2 separate regions of the Mus musculus genome follow, and region 1 is linked to region 2. A link is a loop called in an ENCODE intact Hi-C map of the cell type or tissue named here. Cell type or tissue: heart. All regions are shown on one strand.

Region 1 (8,000 bases), 250 kb after region 2:
AGTAGGAACTTGGGAGTGCTAGACAAGAGCCCAAACTCTGAGCCCCAGCCAACATTCTGGCTCCCAAGGACTTTGAATGTTGGTAGTTGTTCCAGTCGACAAGGAAGGGAGAAAAGAGGGTAGCCTTCCTGCAGCATCTGTAAGGAAGCTGGGCAGTGGTGGTGCAGGCCTTCATCCCAGCACTTGGGAGGCAGAGGCATGTGAATCTCTTGTGAGTTCAAGGGCAGCCTGATGAGTTTCCAGGGCAGCCAGGGCTACAAAGAGAAGCCCTGGCTCAAAATAAAAATAAAATAAAATAAAATAAAATAAAATAAAATAAGATAAACCAACAAAAACAAACAGGAAACCAACAACAACAGCCAGCATCAAAAAGGAAAAAAGAAAAAGAAAACCCTGTAAGAAATTAGTTTCCCAGTAAACTGGGTATTGCCTCTTCTCATTTAGCTAGAGCCAATCCTGAGAATTTCTTCCCCGTGGCCTTCCATGATATAAGGTCCCCTATAAGACTTCCCCAACCCAGATGTTCCCAGGAAGGAAAGAGGGAAGGAGTCCCAGAAGACAGCATCAGATATTTCAGGCTCAATACAGGTCAACCTTCAGTACACCCTAAAGAAACTCATGCTAATGTTGGCTCAGTAAGAGTCCTGTTGCCCAGAGAGGATGCTGAGAACTCAAGCTAAATGTTTGCACATCAAGCAGGGATGGATAGAGTGAATGAAGCCTTGGTTGAATCTCTGGCTAGAGACACATTGAACAAGGAGTCTGCCCAGGATTTATGCTTAAGTACACAGGCTAGGGTTAGAGCCAGAGAAGAACTGAACTGGGATTTCTGAACAATCGAGAAATGTGATTTTTGTCCTCCTGGCGCTACTACTGAAGTTTCTCTCGATGGAGCTGCTTACTAGTTTAGAGTCCTCTGTAAGGAAAGGAAGACCCTAAAGGGAAAAGCTCTCAGTAGGATACAAGAACCTTTCATGGTGGAAAAGGGCCTGGAGGCAGGATGTCTGACTTGGGGTCAGAGGCTAGGACAGGCTTTAGTGGTTCCAAGAAGAGTATCCTAGTGCTAGAGAGGACTGGCTGGTCTGGATGACATGGGAAGTGGATGGCCTGTTGGGTTGCTCCCTTAGGCTATAGGCAAAACTTCACAAAGCACAAACTGGAGGGAGAAGAAACTCTCTATGTTTTCAGGATAATCTGACCCAGACTCAGATTGTACTCAGGTGTAGTCAAGAGATGTAGCCTGGAAAATGGTGGTGGGAGCCAGAGCTGAAGAGGTGGGAACCTGGTCTCAGGAAGTGTACACATGTGTATGTGTGTGTGTGTGTGTGTGTGTGTGTGTGTGTGTGGTGTGTGTGTGTGTGTGTGTGTGTGTGTGTGTGTGTGTGTGTGTGTGGTGTGTGTGTGTGTGTGTGTGTGTGTGTGTGTGTGAGGTTACAACCTGAAGTGGTGTTCATGAGATTCTTCATAAGAGAGGAGAATTTCAACCAAGCGCAGAGGCACACACCTACAACCAACCCTCACTTGTGGGAGGCTGGGGCAGGATGATTGACAGTTTGTGACAAGTTTGAGCTTCGCAACAGGGTCCTATCTCCAAATTTTTGTTTGTTCCTTTCAAGGAAATGGAAGGACCTTGGAAAACTTGAAGGATAAGTCCTTCCAAAAGCACACTTTGTCACTACCCTTGCCCAAGTTAGGACTTGGGTTTGGCCATGGCCACGATGCCTAAATCACAGGGTTCAGGTAGATTAAGCTAGGGAGAAGGGCCTGGCTTTTTCCTTTCTTACTCCACCCCATTCACAGTCCAGGTGACTAGGATGCCCTGGGACTGTACAAGAATGACCCTCTGGGTGGGTGCGGCTGACAGGACAACAGGGTGATGCTGAAAGGGACTAGAGGACCTGACAGTGAGCTTAGGAGAGACTGCAAGCCCTCCCAAGAAGTTCCAAACACACCTACTGGAGTGTAAGGCCACCTGTTAAAGAGCCAAGAGAGCTTTCCTCCTGGGTACTAGACACTGAGATCTGAGAGGCCATTGCCAATGACACCTGACCAAGATTTATTTTATTGCTTTGTTTCATTGAGATAGGGACTTGCTAAGTAGTCTAGGCTGGGTTTGAACTCCATATGAAGCCTAGGCTGGCCTCAAATTCAAATGTTGATCCTTCTGCTGCCGCTTCCTAAGTGTGGGGACTATAGGCATGAACCATCATGTCCAGTTTAGGTCTCTTTTATCCTGTATAGAACTCAAGGATTTAGTGAGAAAATAAGCTAGTTTCTTTTGCCTGGAAAATCCAAGGTCTTACTTATGAGAAAGCGGGGCCAATACCATTAATGGTGTTAAATGTTTATGTGCCGAAGCACTGTTTTAAGTACTTAGCTAATAAGTATACTCAACACAGTTAGGATTGTGCTCAATATAAAAGTAACATGGAAGTAAAAACTAAGACATGTGTGGTGGGCTTACACCCCATGGTACCCTGGGGACTGCCATAAGGATTGCCATAAGTCCAAGGCCAGTCTGGTAACATAATGACATCCTGTCTCTAAAAAAGTAAGATCCTCATAAGAACTCTTGATGATACTCTTTCTATTCCTACTTTCAAAGAAGGAAATGAGCTCAAAGACATTGTCCTGCTCACTGAAGGCCAAGCATCAAGCAAGTGTAGGGTTTGAATTTGAACCCAATTAAGCCTGAACTTAGTTTAGAACCTGCTCTTGGCACTTGCAAAACCCAGCGTGAGGAATGCATAGACCCCGTAATTTCATGCATAAAATGGAAGAAATTACTCACCTATAGTGTGGTAACTAAAAAAAAAAAAAAAAAACACAAAAACAAAAACAAAACCCAGATAGTCATGATTGTAACTCCAGGGGCTTTGGGTATGCCCAGTGTAGACAAAGAAGAAACTCAGGACCAGGAGAATAAAGAGCTAAGCAGGAGACACCCTTAACCCATGGCTCTCCAACCTATGTACATATCTTCATTGCCTTGGGGAGAGTGTTTTCAGGATGCCTGGACACTGCTTCTTGACATTTGAATTCAGGGTGTTTGGTGTGGAACCTAGAAACCTCATTTATCCAGACATTTGGGCTCACACAGACCTCTGAGAATCATTGCCCTAAATTAACAAAGAGGGGGACATTGCTAGGGGTCAACTGAGGATCAGTGAAGCTGGGTGAGTTGTCACCTTTGAACGGAGACCAGCCGGCGAACCACACAGTAGGCCTGCGACGAGCACAGTGGTGAGGCAGGAGTGTTGGGGACAGAAGTCCACACACCAGCATGATTCGCAAGCTATGGGGTGCAGGTGGGATTGCCTCAGACTTTCAGAGAGTCAGAAATGTGTCACAGGGCCCAGGCGCTGTTCTAAATTAGCAGGAGGAGGTCAGTTGCCTTGCTAGAAAGGGTCTCCATCCATGCTGTGCTTCCCCAAGCTGCCTGTCCTGGGTACTAGGAACTTGGGACAAGTGAAAGGCAAGAACTGAAGCTGTTCATGGGGTGCTGCTTCTCACTGGGGCCCTGAGGTTTAGGAACAGCTTGCTCTATCACAAAATCTGGTTGCCTGTTCCTAGAGTACAGAATGAGGAAATAACGCCCCCTCTGGGTCGCCGAGGGAAACAAGGTGGCCTTTCACCCCGGCATCAGTTTTCAGGTTCCAAAGACCTCAGAGATGCCTGGTTGAGGGCAGCTGGCGGACAAGTGATCACACCACCCACCCTTGTCTGATGCCACGCACGCTGAGCGCTGAGCGAGCTGAGGTGGAAGGCGGGGCAGAAGAACGGGTGGCTCTTGTGTCCTCCCATTCCCCTCCCACCCAGGGCATGGGCGGCATCGGCGAAGCCAGCGAGACGCTTGTCCTACAGCGCCTCCTCCTGGACAAAGCTCCAGACAACCGAAAAGGGACACCACCAGCCCTAGAAAACCTAGACTAGGCACTTCCTTCCTGGGACATCAGAAGTTGATTCTGCCACGTCCACTGGAGAGGCAAAAAGGAGTCCAAAAGTCCTTGAGGCTACCTCTTACCGCCCCACCCCCAGCTCAGACAACAAGCCTGTGACCCAGAAGCGAGCATCTCATCTCTCCTTGATTAGGTGAGGCAGGAGGAAAATCCCTCCAGTTTGTTTGTTTGTTTGTTTGTTTGTTTGTTTATTTATTTACTTATTTGTTTATCTGATTGCTCTCTGCTGAGCCTGAGCTTTAGAATGTGCTGTGCTGGTGTTCGTTACAAGAACGATCGTCCCGAAGTTTGTCAGTTTGAACGGGCACCAGGAAGAAAGGCCTTTTCCCAGAGCCGCAGCGCCAGTCTGAAAAAAAAAAAAAACTATTTCTGAGGGTCGTGTGTGTGTGTGTGTGTGTGTGTGTGTGTGTGTGTGTGTGTGTACACCTGGAAAAGAAAAAAATTCTACTCACTACTAGCTCATATTTGCAACCTATTTCTAGTGTACAGACACATTAGGGTGGGGTGGTTTAAGTCTAAGATTGAAAGTAATTGTAGTCAAGGGTAAAGTCGTGGCTATCTTTAGATGAAAGGAAGAAACGGTGAGCAGCAAAGCCTAAGGAAGGGGTAATGGGTCTGGTTATCTCCTCCTATCGCTCCCTCCCCCAGTCTGTGCAGTACTGGGTCAATCCCTGGGCTGGGCTATTTCACTGCACATGCGCTGGGCGTGCGCGGCCCCGCACTGCAGAGGCTCTGAGCGATGCCGCCTCAAGCACAGTGCCGGGGGTTCCAACGCACACCACTCCAGCGCCTGGCTGTGGAAGGACTCGAGAATCCTATCTAAAAGAGGCATGAAACACGTGGTTTTCTTTTGCAGGAAAATCTGAATTAATGCCTCAAATCAATCTTTCTAGTCTGGTTCAATCAAATCAACAAAATCTCCATGTTGCAGATGGACACTCAGTGTTGTCTTTGAATTAGAATTTTCACATATGGGGTGCAGCTTCTCCCTGTCATCTGTTAACAGAGAGGGGGAACACCACCCTGGGTTTAGAGAGCATAATTTCTCCTCTAGTTTTGCAAAACTATCAAGTCTAGGAGATACTTTCCTTTGAAACAATGGTATCTATTTTTATCATTTCCGAAAAAGTGCACCTAAATTGGATTTAAATCGGAATTCCGAGTTCTTGGTTGCTTCTCCACAGCTTCCTGTGCCCCCGAAAACCCTCACTGGCCTCCGCCGCACTGCGACAAGGCCGTAAACACCTCTAACAGCTGCCTGCCAGCCCAGGGTGAAATACTGTCTTTGTTCCGGTTTCCCCTGCCTCTTGGACTCAGAGAACAGAATTCTGGCAAAATATACGTATTAGTAGAAAGATATGATAGGAAAAAGACGGTTGATTTTCAGCCAGTTTTCTTGGCTACGTTTGTAATAGCGAACTTTGCTTTATTTCCTAGACTTTCCAGAGACTGCACTCCCAGCTCTTGTGTCCACCCAAGAAGAAACCAAGGCCAGGACATTGGCTCCCCAGTCTATAAATAGAAGTTTGGACCCAGGACGCTGGGAGTTTTGCCCAGAAACCTCTAAGGTCTTAGGCTCCGAATAATCTTTAAATTTCGTTTCTTTTTCTCTCCGGTTTTCTTTCCTTTTTTGTTTATTTTTTGTTGTTAGGTTCACAGAGACAATGAAGGCAGTTATGGCGGTGTCAGCCTCTTAGCCTTTCCTTGTAGAGAAAATGTGCGACTTCCCAAACGTTTATTTCTCAAGTGGCAACCAACCGTTTCTTTCCAATAAGCTTTGAATATCACCACGAGGCTCACAATGATACCCTACATCCTCCATGTTTGCACCTGGCACCACCTTCCTCTGTGTAATCAGAACCACGTTCTTCACCGAAACACGCTGGGCCACCAAACCCAGGAAAAAGCAGCTGAAACCCCAAACCTACAACTTGGCCAGCCGAGCATCCAGCCCACCCCAGCCCCACCCAGCCTCAGAACTCCAAGTCCACCCCCAGCCCCACCCAGACTCAGGCCATCAAGTCTTTGAGCCCCACCCAACTTCAATGAACCTAGCTAGCTGCAGGGCCTATGGACGCAGTCAAGGAGCTTGTTTTTCCAAAGGGAATGTTTCCTCTTACTCTCAGCGTCATCAATGTGTAATAGGGAACTGCTTACAAGATACAGACGCTCCGAATAAAAATAAAATAAGAAACAAAAACCCACTCCAGAGACAGTGAGCCCTCTGAGTTACCGACCCAGAACAATTCTGCAGACATCAACTGGTCCTCCATTTTGAAATGAGAGTGATTCCATCCTTAATTACTAAAAACACCTTTCTACAAACATATCACCTATTGTTCACAAGTATTTGTACAGCCAACACTGTTATACTGGAATATCTGGGCAAACAATAAGGATTTGTCGATAAGCACGTTGGGGACTATGGCCCACCGCCATGTGCAGTCTTATGCGCAATGCGGCAGATTGTCTAAGGTTTCAATGTTTCCCTATGTGTTCCTGAAGGAACAGGAAATAGGGGTTTCAAAGTGCATCGTCAAATGCCATCCAAAATTTTGGGGAGTGAAACAACATTATGTTCTGCAAAGATTTTCTTTTTCTTTCTTTCTTTTTTTTTCCTGTGTGTTTGGTTCAGTAGTTTCGAAATAAGGGAAATATTGCAGTATGGTGTTTATTGGAAAATGGAAAAAAAAACACAACGCATTTGGAAAGCAAAAAGATCTACTCTTTCATTACTCTGACAAATGAGAAACACACGCGATGTTTGAACGCCGAAATGCCTCACATTTCTCAAATATCTATTGGGTTTATCCTAAAACCTGTACCAGATTTTCTGATATTACTTCCCATAGCAAACATCCATTTGTGACATAAAATAGTCCAAATTCACCTGACACATTATCAGATGCAGGAAGAACCTAGCTTGGGTTATTATTACCATTTTCCCCTTAAGAATTAGAGAAATGTTTTTAAATAATTAAAGCGTCTTTATACACAAGGCCCAATAAAATATAGATCCTAAAAATTGGCCTCACCCATGAAAGACATCCTGAATACACCGAAGTCTCCCCACCCCCACCCACGACCCAACCCTCGAAAAACACCTGTTAACCTAGGGTAGTTCTGACCACCATCAAACCACAGAAACACGGTATTCTATACCATACGAAACCTTTACTGACCCCACCCCTCACCCCCCAGCCCCAGCCAAGCTGAGGAGTCCAGAAACCATTTTCACATTCTTCTTCACAGGGCGGATTGGGGGAGGGGAGCTCGGGATCTGCGGGTTTCCAAGTCAAGGGATCTCTGAGGGGGTGGGGTGAGGTGAGAGACACGAAGGAGTCCCCAATGCACTTTTGAGCCTAGCAGGACCCTACCTCGAGCCCCAAGGGACATACTTTAGGGACGAGGATGCAGAGAGCGATCCCCAGGTTCTTGAATAACGCGGGGAGCTGGGGAAGTGGCACCCATTGCCCGAGGCGGTGGAGCGGGCAGCTCCTGCGCCAGCAGGGTGGCTCTTACCCGGAGGGTGCCGAACTGCGGGCGGTCGGCCCGGACTGTGGCTGGAATCCATCCGGCGCTGCCCGGCTGCGCTCACCATCCTCGGCAGGTTTGGGCTCATGTTGCTGGAGGGATCGGGTAGGAAGCTCGGGACCAGGGTTGAAGCAGGCGGTCGGCTCCCTGCTGGAGTGTGAGAGGCGGCTGGTGGCTCGGCGCCCGGGGCTCCTTCCGGGCTCCCCGCCGGCTCTGGAAGCGGCCGCAATCGCGACCGGGGGCGAGCTGCGGTGGAGTCGCGGCGGGAGCCCAGGCCGCTGCGGACCACGCGATCCCGCAGCCGGCGACTAGAGCCCACCTCTGCAGAGACAAAGGTTAGAAAAAGAGGGGGTGAGGCTCTGGGAAAGCAGAATGCGGGGGCAAATTCGCCTGGGAAATCAGGAAAAAGGCCGTGAAGGCGAGCGGCGCCTGCACATGACCAGCCGCAGCCAATGACGACCGCAAATAGGTCATAAAAAGGTCTATTACCAAGTTGTAAATTTTCTT
Region 2 (8,000 bases):
CTGTGTAGCCCTGGCTGTCCTGGAACTCACTTTGTAGACCAGGCTGGCCTCAAACTCAGAAATCTGCCTGCCTCTGCCTCTCAAGTGCTAGGATTAAAGGCGTGCACCACCACCGCCCGGCTTTGTTGTGTGTTTTGATTTTTGCCTGTTCTAAAAGGCTGCAGGACAGAAATACTTGAGAGTCAGAAAATATGAGTCACAACATGTGGCCCCCTTTTCTCTTTCTGATGCCCCTTTGAGCTGGTCTCTGTCTTGCCCTGCTCTGAGAAAAGTCACTGGGAAGTCTTGAATCCTCTGTGCTTACCCAATGATAGCCTGGCAGAGTTAGGAATGAATTCTCCTTCTCTGATTACAACTGGCCCATAGAGGTGTCAAATGATGGAAAGTCACTCATTCCCCAGCTAGGGTCTCAAGGGCAAGCCCCCTGACAGCAGTGCTATGGTCATGCTCATGTTCGTGCCACCCTACTATGCCACCAAACCCTTCATCCAGGTATAGACCACTCACCCAGACTCAAGGTTCCCAGGTTACTATTGTCTTTATTATGGATAAGGAAGTACTTGGTTGTTAATGCAGCAAGTCTCATTTGTTCTATTTCTGTTTCAAGGAGATGGTCATGGGATGGGATCTTTGTCTTCCTGATCCTGGAGAACTTATAGGAGGTCCTCCTTGTTGGGATTCCATTCCTTTTAACTGTGTCTCCTGCCACCATCTTTTTTCCCACCTGGATAATACAATGCCCTCCTATCGGTTCCCCTGACCTCTGCCTCCTCTCCACTCCAGTCTATTCTTATCCACACAGTTCCTTTGAAACCCAAGCCAGACTGTGTCACCACCATGCTCAAAACTCTCCAGATTAGCCATCAAATCAAAACCAAATGAGATACCACCTTCCACCCAGGGGGATGGCTAAAATCAAAAAGACAGACATCACACGTGCTGCTCAGGCTGTGGAGAAATGGAAATCTTCATAGACTTCTTCGGATGTAAAATGTGCAGCCGCTTTCCTCAAACTGCTCGTCCCTTTTCTCTTCTGCTTCTCACCGAGGAGTGGAATGTCTGACCGAGCCCTGCCTGCAAGCTCACCACCAGCAAACTTGGGAGGTTTTAACTCAAAAATCCAACTCCTGAGCAGGGAATGGAAGTAGAAACAGGAAAGATTGTTACCAGCTAGATGACTGAGCCAGTAAGGAAGGGTGCTTGCCCTGATGATCTGAGGTCCATCCCTGGAACCCACAGTGGAAGGAGAGCTGGTTCCAAGAAGACATCATTTCACTTCCACATATAAATATAGCAAAAGCCACGGAATTACACACTTTAGTAAATGAATTACATGGCACATGACCCCTGTCAACTAAGCTATTATTTAGCAACATGTAGTACAGAGAAAGAACTGGTCCTCACAAGTGTTTCCTGACTTCCACATGCCTGCACACATGCTTACACACACGCGCGCACACTCATGAATAAATGGAAAAACAAACAATAGTCTTGAAGAACTCTAAATCTTGGTCTTTTCTGAATATATGAGAGAAAAACAAGTGGTAACTCTAAAAGGCTGCCATCAACAACCTGATAACCACAGATTTGGATACACGCCACCACATGCTAAGTGGCAGAATCGAGTCCATTAAATATGAATGTTCTTCCTGGTCTGGATGTTGGCTCAGCCGTATTGCTAACTATGGGGCTTCAGACAGGCTACTTGTCTATTTAGAGCCTCGGTTTCCTCTTCTGCAACAGAGAGATCTTGACAGCACTACCTCCCTCAAAGGGCGACTGTGAAGATGAAATAAGACACCAATGCAAACGTCCACAAATTATCAACAGCAATATTAACAAAGAGGAAGGAGCCAGATTGTGGGCACAACTCAATGCTAGAGTTTCTGTCTAGCTTATATAAGCCCTGGGTTCAAGTCCCAGCACCAAAACAAAGTGACTTCTGCCGGTCTAGGAAGGAGGTGGCTCATACAGGAGGATATAAGGGAGGCTGTAGTTATCCATGGTTCCTGAAAGTAGACCATCGGGAGTTCTGATTCTGAAGACGACATGCCCTAGCTTTAGGAATTTGGATGAGTTACTTCTCATCAACATCGTCTCTTAATTCTTACTGTTAAATGAAACTATGTATGCTGTAGGGTTGTGGTAAGAGTCAATAAAAGTACTAGTATATTAGATATGTTCAGTAGATATTCAACCTCCACTGATGGTGGGTGTTATTGAAGTCCTTATACTCCAAGGAAGCCGTGCCTAGCACTTTTCAAACTGTGCATAATGACAAAGCAGCCCTCTTTTGGGAGATGAGTATCCACACTACAATACTCGGGGCAAAATCCCATGGCATCTCACAACGGTTTTCTGTGAAGTTAAAGCCACCTTCTCTTCTCAGTACTGGCTTGGATCCCTTATAGGACATTAGAAAGCTCTCTAGAGAGGCAATCAGTGTCTATAGCGAGCTTTGGACACAGAGAGTCCACAATAAAGCCAACCATTAAGCAAACTGTAGCCCTCCATAAGCTGATATTGTCGATTCAAACAGTATCCCTGTCTGTCCGGATTCAACAAGACACTAAAGGCGTGGTAACTCCCGGAAGAGGAGGAAGGCAACAGGCAGTAAGCATCAAGAACCTGCTTTTGGTCTCAGGAGGATGAAGGCGCTGGGGTGGCCATTTCAGCCCTTGTTATTCCTCTCATGTGTCCTAGTAAAACTAAATTACAGATTTCTCATCACTTTTGTGATTCTCAGACTTTGGTGTGCATCAAAAAAACCCAGAAAGTTTGCCAAAACACCAGTGAGTTGGTCCTACCTAGAGTTTCTTATGTAGTACTTGTGGGATGCCCCCACCCCACCCCGTCCGCAGATTTCGGCTGATTTCCCGAAGGTGACAGTGCCGGGCTGAGGAAAGCGCCTGCCTAGCCCAACGGAGGAAGGTTTTTTCGAAAAAACACAATGGCGTTTTGGTCTACCTTCCCCTTTAAAAGAACTCTGACAGTAGTCTAGCCTTCCCAGTCAAGTTCAGTAAGTGCGTCCTGGGAAGTTCCTTAGGGTGGACCCTCAGAAAGGCACTGAGTCAGGAGCCGATGGCTTGCAGCTGCTCTGATGAAACATCCTGTAATCAGAGGCTGCTTGTCTTCGGCAGACCTCCCTTAGCACAAAGGGATCCCAGCCCAGCTGCCTGCTCCTAGTATCCCGGAGCAAAGCCACAGCTGGTCCCTAGGCCGCTTCCCTAATGCTACTAGGAACCAGTGGGTGTGGTGAGGACCTGGGGCCTCTTCGGTAGACTTCCGCCATCTCCTGATTTCCTTCCAGTCTCCACTGTCTTGAGGGAAACTGCTGAAGGTTTGGTTACCATGGCAACCGATCCTCTTTCCAAGGGGAATCCTGGTGTGTGATTTGATGGGGGGGCTACACCGTTTCCCCCCCCCCCAAAAAAAAACCCCAACTATTTTACCAGGAAGAAATCTTTCTTTTTGCAGTAAGAAAATTTTTTTTCCTATCCAAGAACCTCATTTTACATGGCAAACAGTCCTTGGAAGAGTGTGAATTTCCTTATCAAATGAAGCCTGCACCGGCTAGCAGCAGAGGGCAGTTAGCCTTCACCCACAAAGGGACGCTGACAACAGCAATTTTGCCTCTCTATCCAGTTGCATGGAAGTCTTGCTTGGGGTGGGGGGGGCACCTTCCTGGGGGATAGACAGAGGGTGTCTGAGGCCACATATATCTATACACATGCATGCACACTCACACACACACACACACACACACGATAGATAGATAGATAGATAGATAGATAGATAGATAGATAGATAGATAGATAGATAGATAGATAGATAGATAGTTGAGACTTCTCTCTCTTCCTACTGATGGTGATTCATTGAAATCCTATGATCAAAAGCTAAAGACTAGGGACAATGGGCACATGCCTTACCTCCGTTTGTCGTAAAATAGCTGGAATGCCCTTTAAGACTGGAGTCCAACTACGGAGTTAGTGTGCTGATGATATTCAAGACAATTGTACCTGTGAGATATATTTTTTAAATGTTTTTGCTGTCATCTATTTTAAGACCTTAAGTCGAGTTACACATAAAAGAACTAGATCCAGGATGTTTGGGGGGAATTAACAGATGATATTTAGCAAACATGTGGATGGGTCATAAGGAAACATCTGCAGAGAATCTGAGTTGGCACTGGGAAAGGCAGCTGCTTTAGGTTATGAACTGAGCTGAGCTGACGCAATTGAAGGAGCCTCCAGCAGGGGGCACCCTTTTGCAGTAAACTCCGTGGCCTTTATAGCGTTGCTCCTCACCAGCCGACCTTACACATAATTGGCATTTTGAATTCTCTAACCCTCTGCTTCTTCCTTCAAAGCAGACACTCCCCTCGGAGAAATCTTCCTCCCATCCCTAATGAAAATGAACATTTTGATGGGAGGCAGCTCTTGTGGCAAGGATTAAAAGCAAAATCTGAAGAAAAAATAGACAAGTCAATGAAATTAAATGTAGGTTTGTGAAGAAGGTTGAATACATGCCCACAAAAGTTAAAAGATGGTCTTGCCTGCTTTCGCAGCCGGCTGAAACGGCACAAGGAATTCTTAGACCGTCTCATAAAAGCCTGAGCCAACTGTGTGCATGGGTGTGCACATAGGCATCAATATTAAAGTGACCCTCTGTCACTTAACTTCTCAAGGATGAACGGTGTTACTGACAGTGTGGGTATGTGTGAAAAGGACCCTATTTTCTCCAGCCTGTGAATAAATAATTGAAACAGTAGCCCACTCATAATCCAAAACAATTAGCCCCATTTTATACAGACCTAAAACATCTTGAAAACAAATAATTTAGGAACATACAGAATGGTGCCTTCAAACCCAGAATCATAAGTTGAGACTCAAGTGGCTTTATTGTAATCTCTTGCCTCAGACTCCCCAATACTTGGATTACAGGCAGGCACAACTACACCTAACTAAATATTTTAAATAACTTATGTATTTTTTTCTTTCAGATACAATTAGACAGTTTAGCTCATTGCCTCATGTATGCTTCGCAGCTCAGTAGACACATTTGGGCAGCGTTCTCATTTAAAACTTGTTATGGATTTTTTTTTTAATTTGATAGGTTGGGTTTTTTTTTTTTTCATTTTCTTGTAAAGATTTTCTTGCTGGGTTGGTTATTGCATAGCTAGCTCTTGCTGCCCACAAGGCTTCACTCTTTACCATTTCAGGAACATTTGGAAAGCTAATTGAATTATTAATCAAGCTCTCATAAAATCCCAGTGGTTTCTCTCACTGTCCTGGGCACTCTGAAAATATTAAGTCCTCTGAGCCTTATCAGGGGCCCCTACTCTCCCACTTGATCACACAGTGATAAACTGAGACAGAATCAGAATTTGAACCCAGGAAGTCTGAAGCTTAAATCCAAATACTTCACCATGCAGTATCCCCCTTCTCTCTCTCTCTCTCTCTCTCTCTCTCTCTCTCTCTCTCTCTCTCTCTCTCTGTATACAAGTAATAGCAGTATCCAAATTCAGCTAGTATATTAAATGTCGCTGGTACATATTAGATGCTCAACAAAAGTTGGTAGTGAGAGAAGATGGCGGGGTGTGCATATACTGACTGACTCTCAACACCCACTTATAGAAGCAGTGCGCACCAGAATTCAAGTATCCCCGCCCTCCTAAACCTTGCTGAACCAGTTTGCTCACCCTCAGCCCTATTTCTCCGTCTCAGGATAATTCTAGCAGAATCTACTTCATAGGGTTATGGTCTGGACCAGGTCTTTGGAGGGTTAGCTCTGTGTGGATCCGGTTGGAAGATGGTGATACTCGCTACAGTCTCATTTAGAGACGTTTTATGTAAGGGCTTAGTCTGTGGTATCCTAAGAACAAAATCTTCTCAACCCGTCCCCCACGTGAGGTCAAGCAAGAAGCAAGTTCAACCCTTTCTTGAGAGACACAGAAGCATTTGATGATCAATATCGATCTGGGGAGGGGGTGAAAGAAAAGCGAAGATTAAGTGCGCTATTAGAAAATCGGTTATGGACTGAAATTTGCAAGGTTTACAGAGCTCCAAGTTCAATATTCCACCTCTAGAGCCAACATTCTTTAATGTGTGCAAGAGGAAGCTATAAAGTCTGCCCTTGACAGACTCAGGGAACAAGGAAATGGTAATGGGGAGGCTCAGATGGACCAGGCTCTGGACAACAGCAGGGGAGTAGGTTAGCCCCTTCCTTCCTCCTCTCCTCCCCCCTCTCACCCCCAGTTTATCGCTTCTTCCCACCGTGCTCTCACCCACTCATTGAGCCTTCTCCTGTTGCAGAGATGGCATGGGGGAAGAGCTGCCAGCTGGCCTCAGAGAGTGACCAGGGCTGATCACTGCCCGAGGTGGGAGCCATTTCCTCAGATCACCACAAATATGTAAAGTCCACCAGGAAGTTCCACTCGTGTGCTGAACTTTGGGTTCTCATGGCCATGTAGTCCAATTTCAAGGGAGACGTTAACAGCCTTTCCCCCGGTTTCTCTCCAGTCCAACAGAAATGTACACTAGTGAGAACCATAGTATTGCAAAGTAGGTGAATGAAAAACTAGGCCTTGATGGCATTAGAGATGCGAGGAGCTCCAGAATTTTCTAAGGACCACCTAACAGTACTGGAAACTGCTCTCTTGGAGGTGGTCTTGTATTTATACATCTCAGAGTCCTTCAGAAGGCAATTGAAGATTTTTTTAAATCAAAAGGATTGAGAGATAAATCTCAGAGAATTTATTATGCAATCCAAGTCTTCACATTTTGAGGTTAGGGTGTGTGTCTACACTGGGCTAAGAGTCACAGAGGATGAGGAATGGTTGTTGTTGTTGTTTGTTTGTTTGTTTTGCCTTCAGGGAACTCTTGATCTGTGGAGGAGAATCAAGAGACTACCCTCCATATGGTGTGTTGGACACACTAAGGTCACTGTAGATACCACAGAAAAACTCAAGGAGACGGTCTCATAACCTAGATGAGGAGGTCCTGGGAGAAGTCATGTAAACTACTCATCCTTTGACCCAGTGGACTAGAAGAATGAGAGGGCAGGAGATGTTGTTGATCTCATCCAAACAGGACTTTTCACTGAGTCAAAACACGGAAGCATAATGAACAATGGGGATGTCAAGAACAAAGGCTAATTGATAGGAAAACCATGAGAGGTGTTAGGGATCACACTAAATAAGTAATTCTAGCTTCCAAGTGTAAGAAAACAGCCGAGGTAGAGGTTTGAGAGTAATATCAGACCAGAATCTGAAAACATCGTTTTGTCTATAGACAAGCAGCCTTCTGCATGCTGGGGTAAAAAGAGAGACCATTGTCTGGGCTCACTCCGCCTCCCTCTCCCCAACAGGAGCATCTGCTTTTCCGGAAGAATAGTCCTCACAGTCCAAGCCTCCAGATGAAGCAAGGCCACATGTCATTTGCAGCTTCTCCTGGAGCCATAAGAAGCAGCATCCACATTCATTCTCCTAGAGTTAGGGCTGGATGTAGATTCATGTTAACCTAGACCATGTGGCAGATCTGAGCAAGCCCAGGCCACTAGGAGTCTTGAAGCGTCCATGTTTACCCTGTTGAAACCACCAGGACCATTGAACCCCAGAGCAGCATTTTGGGGGATATGAGAACTCAAACAGAGAGAAGAGATGAAGATTAAGCCACCCCAGAAATCTTGTCACATGTGAATGAGGCCAGCCTCCACCAGCTAGACCCCAACATACCTGCTGGTGGCTGCACCAGAGACCTCAAATAGAACAAACAGAAGAGCCAGCTAACTGAACCCAATGCAAACTACCAAAGCAGGAATCAGATGATTGGTATTGCCTTATACAGCTCTGCCTTGGAGGGCTAATGACACAACTGTAGATAAGGGATCTTCCTCCCTTCTGCAGTGGTCTTCCTCCACCACTACTTCTCCTCCTCCTCCTCCTCCTCCTCCTCTTCCTCCTTCTTCTTCGTCGTCTTCTTCTTCTTCTTTTGGTTTTT

What was found. Hi-C counts contacts between places; a loop is a spot of excess contacts. Peaks named below come from ENCODE experiments on the same cell type or tissue, not always from the same donor. Only the 100,000 strongest peaks of a DNase experiment are listed, where the experiment ranks them.
Region 1: a loop joins it to region 2, with 9 times the contacts of the local background. A loop is called at or near these places in 36 of 42 quality-filtered maps.

The regions. Positions count from the first base shown.
Region 1 is chr2:74,711,798-74,719,797 of GRCm38, reverse strand. It overlaps Hoxd3 (homeobox D3), which reads right to left and starts at 7,805. Exons shown (of 3, transcript NM_010468.2): 1 at 7,482-7,805. It overlaps Gm38462 (predicted gene, 38462), which reads left to right and starts at 7,740. Exons shown (of 2, transcript NR_164327.1): 1 at 7,740-7,828. Hoxd3os1 (homeobox D3, opposite strand 1) reads left to right here and starts at 3,668. Exons shown (of 3, transcript NR_027899.1): 1 at 3,668-4,092; 2 at 5,397-5,527. In heart, a CTCF peak has its summit at 3,868 (motif pointing left); DNase peaks (open chromatin) are centred at 3,817, 7,367 and 7,697; H3K4me3 peaks cover 1,552 bases; H3K27ac peaks cover 315 bases; H3K27me3 peaks cover 7,634 bases.
Region 2 is chr2:74,960,800-74,968,799 of GRCm38, reverse strand. No RefSeq gene overlaps it. Among named protein-coding and RNA genes, the nearest start is that of Gm46748, 97 kb to the left of the region's middle. In heart, a CTCF peak has its summit at 4,242 (motif pointing right); DNase peaks (open chromatin) are centred at 3,169 and 4,249; H3K27ac peaks cover 424 bases; H3K27me3 peaks cover 758 bases.